Linked DNA regions of Homo sapiens: region 2 is linked to region 1. Evidence: chromatin contacts called from ENCODE Hi-C or POLR2A ChIA-PET data. All regions are on one chromosome and are shown on one strand. The core of a region is the stretch at or near the end of the contact, and the rest is flanking DNA. Distances in the headings are between cores, read along the strand shown.

Evidence for each region. Hi-C counts contacts between places; a loop is a spot of excess contacts on that map. ChIA-PET counts read pairs that join two places held with the same protein, here RNA polymerase II (POLR2A). Pooled maps may share reads with other maps.
Region 2: a map of CD4-positive, alpha-beta memory T cell shows a loop between it and region 1 (7-fold over the local background). The contact joins the promoter of ZNF486 here to the promoter of ZNF626 in region 1. A Hi-C loop is called at or near these places in 1 of 168 maps with a recorded cell type or tissue (CD4-positive, alpha-beta memory T cell), 2 of 37 single-sample maps with no recorded cell type and 15 of 50 pooled maps. POLR2A ChIA-PET finds 5 or more read pairs at or near these places in 6 of 52 experiments (CD4-positive, alpha-beta T cell, CD4-positive, alpha-beta memory T cell, WTC11 and 2 more).

What each region holds. Positions count from the first base shown.
Region 1 is chr19:20,658,918-20,663,394 of GRCh38, forward strand. ZNF626 (zinc finger protein 626) reads right to left here and starts at 2,654. Exons shown (of 4, transcript NM_001076675.3): 1 at 2,527-2,654. The coding sequence starts at 2,529. RefSeq lists a silencer at 2,779-2,848.
Region 2 is chr19:20,164,911-20,169,387 of GRCh38, forward strand. ZNF486 (zinc finger protein 486) reads left to right here and starts at 2,304. Exons shown (of 4, transcript NM_052852.4): 1 at 2,304-2,450. The coding sequence starts at 2,421. The region is part of intron 5 of LOC105372310 (a long non-coding RNA gene); the gene reads right to left. RefSeq lists an enhancer at 2,886-3,827.

The sequences.
Region 1 (4,477 bases), core at 1,404-3,903:
TACAGAACTCAGCAAAACATTGTAGTTATGTTTACCGGTTTCATATAAAAGATGCAGCCCAGGAAAAGCCAAATGGAAGAAATGCATAGAACAAAGAGATGGGGAAAGATGAAACACATAGAAAATCCTGGAAAATATTTGTGATTAATAAAATTCTCCACCTTTTGTGTGCTCCAGGAACAGTATACGGAAAGAAACGCCTTTCTCATTATGACTTAGATGGTGCTCTCTTTTCTTACCTATCACACAGCCAGACACACACTCTGTACATTTTCTCCTTTTTCTCATTAAGAAATTCAGCTGAATTTGTCTTCAGTGGTCAAAATAATTTTTTTTTTTTGAGATGGAGTCTCGCTCGGCCACCCAGGCTGGAGTGCCTTGGCACCGTCTCAGCTCACTGCAACCTCTGTCTCCATGGTTCAAGCAATTCTCCTGCCTCAGCCTCCCAAGTAGCTGGCATTACAGGTGGCCACCACAACTACCAGCTAATTTTTGTATTTTTAGTAGACACAGGGTTATCACCATGTTGACCAGGCTGGTCTCAAGCTCCTGACTTGCGGTGATCCGTCCGCCTAGGCCTCCCAAACTGCTGGGATTACATGCCTGAGCCATGGCGCTCAGCCTAAAATATTTCTTAATCAAACTTTACTTAAGTTTATCTCCATCCCTCAGGCTAGTGAGGGATGGAGATAAGCCATCTCCAATGTAGGAGAAAAGCCCTTTTCTGCCTACATTTTTGCAACCCATGAAGATTTTTTAGTTAGCTGGTACTTCTTCCTGTTGCAATACTTCTTAGGAATTCATTTTTTTTTTACATAAATCTAATATTCTTATTTTAGAAAGCGTAAAAAGTGCCTCAAAACCATAACAACTTCATTACCAGTAAGACCCTCCCAGTTTCCTTTCATCTTAATCTTGACTGCATCTGCCTGTGGGGCCCCAGCTTTCCAAGGCTTTGTAGCTTCTTTCAGAATGAAGGCTCCTTCCGTGGCTGGGGTGAGCAGTCTTGAGATATCCGCAAGGGAGACTCCCCAGAAAAAAATAACAGGGCCTTTAATAACCTCCTGTTGGCCGGGTGCGGTGGCTCACACCGATAATGCCAGCACTTTGGGAGGCCGAAGCGGGTCTGAGGCAGAGAGTTCAAGACCAGCCTGACAAACATGGAGAAAACCCGTCTCTACTAAACACCAAAATTAGCCGGGCGTGATGGTGCATGCCTGTAATCCCAGCTACTGGTGGGGCTGAGGTAGGAGAATCGCTTGAACCCAGTAAGCCGAGATCACGCCATTACATTCCAGCCTGGGCACCACAAGCGACACTGTGTCTAAAAAAAAAAAAAAAAAAAAAAAAATACCCTGTTGCAGGCTTAATATTAGCCTTAGCTTGGAGTCACTAGGTTCAAGCTTTAATGTCCACATCAGTTATTCACTTGGTTTTTGAAACTAAGTGTTAGAAACTCCAGTGAAATTACTCACAATGTTTACATAAAGGAATTTTTAAGATGCTTACTTTTTTTTTCTTTTTTTTGAGCCGGAGTCTCGCTTTGTCACGCAGGCTGGAGCGCGATGATTGGATCTCAGCTCACTGCAACTTCCGCCTCCCGGGTTCAAGCAATTCTCGTGCCTCAGCCTCCCAAGTGGCTGGTACTACAGGCACGTGCCAACACGCCGATAGTTTTCGTATTTTTAGTAGAGACGGGTTTCACCACGTTGGCCAGGCTGGTCTAGAACTCCTGACCACGTGATCCACCTGCCTCGGCCTCCGAAGTGCTGGGATTACAGGCTTGAGCCACCGCGCCCAGCAAGAAAGGGGTTTTGAACCCTAATGCAGTTCCTGTTTTTGTTTCCATCCCCTATTGGCTGGGATCAGACCGCACAATCTAAGCTGATCCTGGTAAGCTTAGACCCAAACTTTTTCCAAATAAAGTAAATGCGCGATTTGCGAGAAAAGGAAAAGGGGGTAGAAGAAGAGGTAGGGTTGATTTACAACTTTTACAACTTATGACCAGAAAGTTGAGTCATTTAAAAGGAACTTAGTTGTCCTAACACCTCTTTACCTCAAGTGATCCGCCCGCCTCGGCCTCCCAAAACGTTGGGATTACAGGCGTGAGCCACAGCGTCCGGCCCCATACATTTTTAATAGGAGAAAAGAGAAACTGTAAACCCAAAGGAACAAAGCTCTTCCCATTCATGAACCCGCACCCCGAGTCAGGATTCTCCCCTGCCCACCCTCCCCTGGTCCCTGCACAATCTGGGAGAGACGCCACGCTGCGGGTGCAGAGCTGCCCAGAGAGGGCTCCAGGCCAGGGTAGTCACCGCGCAGTGAAGAGACAAGACGCCCGGGTGCCGGCTGTCAGCGCAGCTGCCATTTTATGGCTGAACAGGACTGAGGCCGAGCTGAGCAAGGAGAACTGGGGGAGCAGACTGTGGAGCTGACTGCGGGGAGGCCTGAGTCCCGCCACAGCCACTTTTCACCGGTTCCAACCAGTCCCTCTCCTCTCTCGGGATGTCGGACCCTCACTCTCACCATTTTTGGCTTCCAGGAGGTCCCGGTGTCTTAGCTGTGGATCTCCCAATACCTGCAGGACACGGGGCCACACAGCCTGGGCCTTTAGGAGAAGAACCAGACCTGGAGCTCTGACTGCAGCGAGAGACAAAGGCCGCACCAAACCCGGAAACCGTCCTCTTCGCTCCAGCTGCGTTCCTGATTGGATGGTTTCCAGCCCACCATCCCTGATTGGATAATGCTTAAGGCCCCGCCCCCTGAGGCCCTGAGTGACAGTAGATGTGATCAGACGCTGAGCTGAGTGAAGAAAGAGTGACAGCCTAAGCTGCAGCCTTTTCAGGCAGGGCTTCCTTCCTGAGCTGAGCCAGGCCCACCCCAGAGCATGGGAGAATTCTATCTTTTCTTTACTCTCTCTCTTTTTGAATGTATTCAAAAGGTGAACAGAAGTATTTTGCTCTCATATTAATAATACATAAAATTTTTGTTCAAGAGAAAATCAACTTTTACTTTGGCAATAATGTATTATCAATACTAAAGGTAATTTTGATAAAACCTTATAAAAAATCAAATTTGTCATTTTTGACCTCTCGAGATTTACATACATATTTTGTAATCTAATGTAATTTTTTAACTTTTTATATTTTATTTTTATCTACATTCTTTTTATTTTTTCAATTTGAAACAACCTTTAAGTAATTTCAAACTGTTACAAGAGACAAAGAAATCATTTAGGGCCAGTCCGCTGGTGCACGCTTGTAATCCAAGCACTTTGGGAGGCCAAAGTGGGTGGATCACTTCAGGTCAGGAGTTCAAGACCAGCCTGGCCAACATGTTGAATCTCATCTCTAGTAAAAACACAAAAAATTAGCCAGGTGTGGTGGTACACACCTGTAGTCCCAGGTGCTACGGCGGCTGAAGCAGGGGAATCGCTTGAACCCAGGAGGCGGAGGTTGTGTAACGGCCTAAGGGCTTCATCTTGCCTAGACAGAGATGATTCATCAAGACAGGGGAATTTGTGGAGGAAAAGTTAAATATTAAATTTGAACTCAGTTGAACATGGACACAAACAATGGTCACCAAGTCCTGGAACAGGTTATGTGAGCCCCTTGAGGCATTCACCTGCCGACCTTCCCCTGGTCCCTGCACAATCTGGGAGAGACGCCATGCTGCAGGTGCAGAGCTGCCCAAAGTGGGCTCCAGGCCAGGGCACAGTCACAGCGCAGTGAAGAGGCAGGACTTCTGGGGGCCTGGCTGTCAGCGCAGCTGCCATCTTCTGGCTGAATGGGACTGAGGCCAAGCTGGGCAAAGAGAACTGGGCACAGATTGTTTTGGAGAAATCTCTATTTTAATCTATTCCTATACGTTAGTTATTGAAAAACAATAGCCAATCGCAAAAAAAACAAGTTGACTTTTTTGTGTTCCTTGAGCCCAGTTGCAAAGAGCCCAGTTGCAACTGGGCCTCATGCCAAACAACTTGTTACAAAAAGAGCTAGGATCCCAGACTGCACCAAAGCTCCAAAGACCTCTCCTTGTCTGTACAGGGATGGGTGGCCGACTCTGGAGCCCAGGCTGTTGCTTCCTGGTCTGCTGATGAATCCTCCATAGTCTGGTGAGTGTAAAGATATATATTTTTTCTCTTCTCCCCTTCCCATTGCAATGCTCTTATTATATCAATTTGCTTATTATATATGCATTGCCATTTACCTGGGATAAAGCTTGTTTACCCTTAAAGGTATTGTGTGCGTGTCTTTTCTTCTCCCCTCATGTGTTTCCTGCACAGAACATATTTCTCAAAGGCTTCATTTGTTCCTTTTTATTCATTTTTGTTTAATCTTGTCTGCATGCCTTATTTTGGCAAGGTGGTCTTCAAACTCTGATGTTCTTTCTTCTGCTTGGTCAATGCAGCTACAAATACTTTTGTATGCTTCAGGAGGTTCTCATGCTGTGTGTTTTAGCTCCATCAGATCATTTA
Region 2 (4,477 bases), core at 1,054-3,553, 490 kb before region 1:
GGCACTCTTCTTTGCTGTTCTCCAACTTCCTTGAGTGACATCTCCAGGCACGGCGGTGAACCAGATGAATAGGTCCTGAAGTTAGCCCCTAGCAAACTGCAGCAGCGCTACAGAAGATGGACCTGACCATTGAAAGAAAAACAAACAGAAAGCAACAATGCATCAACAAGAAAAAAATGTACCCACAAAAACCTCATCCAAAGCCACACATGGTGGCTCACACCTGTAACCCAATACTTTGGGAGGCCGAGGCAGTGGGCAGAGCACTTGAGGTCACGAGTTCGAGACTAGCCTGGCCAACATGGTGAAACCTTGTCTCTACTAAAAAATACAAAAAAAAATAGCCAGGCGTGGTGGTGCATGCCTGTAGTCCCAGCTACTAGGTAGTCTGAGACATGAGAATCACTTGAACCTGGGAGGCAGAATTTGCAGTGAGCTGCGATTGTGCCACTGCACTCCAGCCTGAGTGACAGAGAGAGAGACTGTTAAAAAAAAAAAATCCAAGTGTCAGAAGCCTCAAAGATCGAAACTAGACAAACTCATGAAGATGAGAAAGAATCAACAAAAAACAGCTGAAAGGCCAGAGTGCCTCTTCTCTTCCAAATGATCAAAATGTCTCTTCAGCAAGGTGCAGAACTGGACAGAAGATGAGATGCATGAATTGATAGAAGTAGGCTTCAGAAGATGGTTAATAACAAACTCTGCTGAGCTAAAGAAACATGTTCAAACCCAATTTGAAGAAGCTAAGAACCTCGATAAAAGGTTAGAGGAACTGTTAACTAGAATAACCAGTTTGGAGAGGAACATAAGAGGATGAGATGCATGAATTCACAGAAGTAGGCTTCAGAAGACGGTTAATAACAAACTCTGCTGAGCTAAAGAAACATGTTTGAACCCAATTTGAAGAAGCTAAGAACCTTGATAAAAGGTTAGAGGAACTGCTAACTAGAATAACCAGTTTGGAGAGGAACATAAGAGGATGAGATGCATGAATTCACAGAAGTAGGCCTCAGAAGATGGTTAATAACAAACTCTGCTGAGCTAAAGAAACATGTTCGAACCCAATTTGAAGAAGCTAAGAACCTTGATAAAAGGTTAGAGGAACTGCTAACTAGAATAAACAGTTTGGAGAGGAACATAAATGACCTGATGGAGCTGAAATGTTTGGCATGAGGCCCAGTCACTAGGGCCCTTTGCGACTGGGCTCAAGGAACACAAAAACGTTATCTTGTTTTTCAATAACTAACATATAGGAATAGATTGAAACAGAGATTTCTCTGAAATGACACTACATGAATGCCTCAATGAATGCCTCAAGGGGGTCACACAACCGGTTCTGAGACTTGGTGACCATTGTTTGTGTCTGTGTTCAATTTATTTCAAAATTAATATTTAACTTTTCCTCCACAAATTCCCCTGTCTTGATGAATGGGCTCTGTCTAGGCAAAAGGCCTGTCTTTATGAATCAGCTCTGTCTAGACAAAAGGCAAGGTAAAACCCTTGGGCTGTTACACAACCTCCGCCTCCTGGGTTCAAGCGATTCTCTTGCCTCAGCCTCCGGAGTAGCTGGGACTACAAGTGCACACCAGCACACCCAGATAATTTTTTGTATTTTTAGTAGAAATGGGGTTTCACCATGTTGGCCAGGCTGGTCTTGAACTCCTGACTCAAGTTATCCGCCCACCTTGGCCTCCCAAAGTGCTGGAATTAGAGGCGTGAGCCACTGCGCCTGGTTCTAAATGATTTCTATTTCCTGTAACAATTTGAAATTACTTAAAGGTTGTTTCAAATTGAAAAAAAGAATGTAGATAAAATATAAAAAGTTAAAAAAATTACAAGTGATTATGAAATATATGTGTAAATCTCGAGAGGTCAAAAGTGACAAATCTGATTTATATATAAGGTTTTATTAAAATTAGCTTTAGTATTGATAATACACTATTACCAAAGTAAAAGTTGATTTTCTAACAAAAATTTTATGTATTATTAATATGACAGCAAAATACTTCTGTTCACCTTTTGAATACATGCAAAAAGAGAGAGAGTAAAAAAGAGATAGAATTTTCCCTTGCTCTAGGGTGGGCCTGGCTCAGCTCAGGGAGGAAGCCCTGCCTGAAAAGGCTGCAGCTTAGGCTGTTACTCTTTCATCACTCAGCCCAGCATCTGATCACATCCTCTGTCACTCAGGGACTGAGTGGGCGGGGCCTTAAGCATTATCCAATCAGAGACGCTGGGCTGGAAACCGTCCAATCAGGCAGGCAGCTGGAGCAAAGAGGACGGCTTCCGGGTTTGGCGCGGCCTTTGTCTCTCGCTGCATCTGGAGCTCTAGGTCGCCTCTTCGCTACTCTGTGTCCTCTGCTCCTAGAGGCCCACCCTCTGTGGCCCTGTGTCCTGTAGGTATTGGGAGATCCACAGCCAAGATGCCGGGACCCCTTAGAAGCCTAGAAATGGTGAGAGTGCCCATTGGACATCCTGAGAGAGGGGAGGGACTGGTTGATGGGAAGTGGCTGTGGAGGGACTCAGGCCTCCCCGTAGTCAGCTCCACAATCTGCGTCCGGACTTCTCCTTACCCAGCTCGGCCTCAGTCCCCTTCAGCCATAAGATGGTGGCTGCGCTGACAGCCGGTCCCGGGGCGTCCTGTCTCTTCCCTGCGCAGTGACCGTGCCCTGGCCTGGCGCCCTCTCTGTGCAGCAGCTCTCCACCCGCAGCTTCGGGTCTCTCCCAGATGGTGCGGGAACCACGAGAAGGTCATCAGGGGAGAATCTTGACTCGGGGTGCGGGTTCACGATTCGGAAGAGCTTTGGTCCGTGGGGTTCACAGTTTCTCTTTTCTTTTGTTAAAAATTTATGGGGCCGGGCGCGGTGGTTGACGTCTGTAATCCCAGCATTTTGGGAGGCGAAGGCTGGCGGATCACTTGAGGTAAAGGGTTGCTAGGACAACTAAATTCCTCTTCAAAGACTCAACTTCCTGATCAGAAGTTGTAAAAGTTGTAAAACAACCCTACCCCTTTTTCTCCCTTTTCCTTTTCTCGCAAATCGCTCGTTTATCCTATTTGGAAAAAGTTTGGGTCTAAGCCAACCGGGATCAGCTTAGATTGTGCGGTCTGACCCCAGCCAATAGGGGAAGGACACAAAAACAAAAACTACGTTGGGGTTAAAAACCCATTCCTGGTCGGGCGCGGTGGCTCACGCCTGTAATCCCAGCATTTTGAGAGACCTAGGCGGGAGGATCTTGTGGTCAGGAGTTCTAGACCATCCTGGCCAACACCGTGAACCCCGTCTCTACTAAAAATACAAAAATTAGCCAGGTGTGGTGGCAGGCACCTGTAATCCCAGCTACTTGGGAGGCTGAGGCACGAGAATTGGTTGAACCCAGGAGGCGGAGGTTGCAGTGAGCTGAGACCGCGCCATCGTACTTAAGTGTGCGTGACAGAGCAAGACTCCTTCACACACACAAAAGAAGGGCCAGGCGCAGTGGCTCACGCCTGTAATCCCAGCACTTTGGGAGGCCAAGGCAGGCGGATCACCTGAGTTCGGGAGTTCGAGACCGGCCTGACTAACATGGAGAAACCCTGTCTCTATTAAAAATACAAAATTAGCTGGGCTTGGTGGCGCATGCCTGTAATCCCAGCTACTCGGGAGGCTGAGGCAGGAGAGTTGCTTGAACCCGGGAGGAGGAGGTTGCGGTGAGCCGAGATCGTGCCATTGCACTCCAGCCTGGGCAACAACAGCGAAACTCCGTCTCAAAAAAAAAAAAAAGTAAGAATCTTAAAATTTTCTTCCTTTATGTAAACACTGTTTGAGTAATTTCACTGGATTTTTCAAACACTTAGTTTCAAAAACCAAGTGAATAACACTGACATGGAAATTAAAGCTTGAACCTAGTAATTCCAAGCTAAGGCTAATATGAAGTCTGCAAAAGGAGGGGGTTAAAAAAAATTTTTTTTTTTTGAGACAGTCTTGCTTTGTGGCCCAGGCTGGAGTGCAGTGGCGCGATCTCGGCTCACTGCAACCTCCGCCTCCGGGGTTCAAGCAGTTCTCCTGCCTCAGCCTCCCAAGTAGCTGGGACTACAGGCACTCGCCACCACGCCCGGCTAATTTTTGTATTTTTAGCAGAGACGGGGTTTCACCATATTGGCCAGGCTGGTGTCGAACTCCTGACCTTGTGATCCGCCTACCTCAGCCTCCCGAAGTGGTGGGGTTACTACATTTTTTTTATTTTGACATGGAGTTTAGCTCTTATTACCCAGTCTGGAGTGCAATGGTATGATCTCGGCTCACCGCATCCTCTACCTCCTGGGTTCAAGGGATTTTCCTACCTCAGCCTCTGGAGTTACTGGGATTGCAGGCACGCGCCGTCACGCCCGGCTAATTATGTGTGTTTACTAGGGGTTTCTCCATGTTGGTCAGGCTGGTCTCTAACTCCCAACCTCAGGTGATCCATCCGCCTTGGCCTCCCAAAGTGCTGGGATTACATG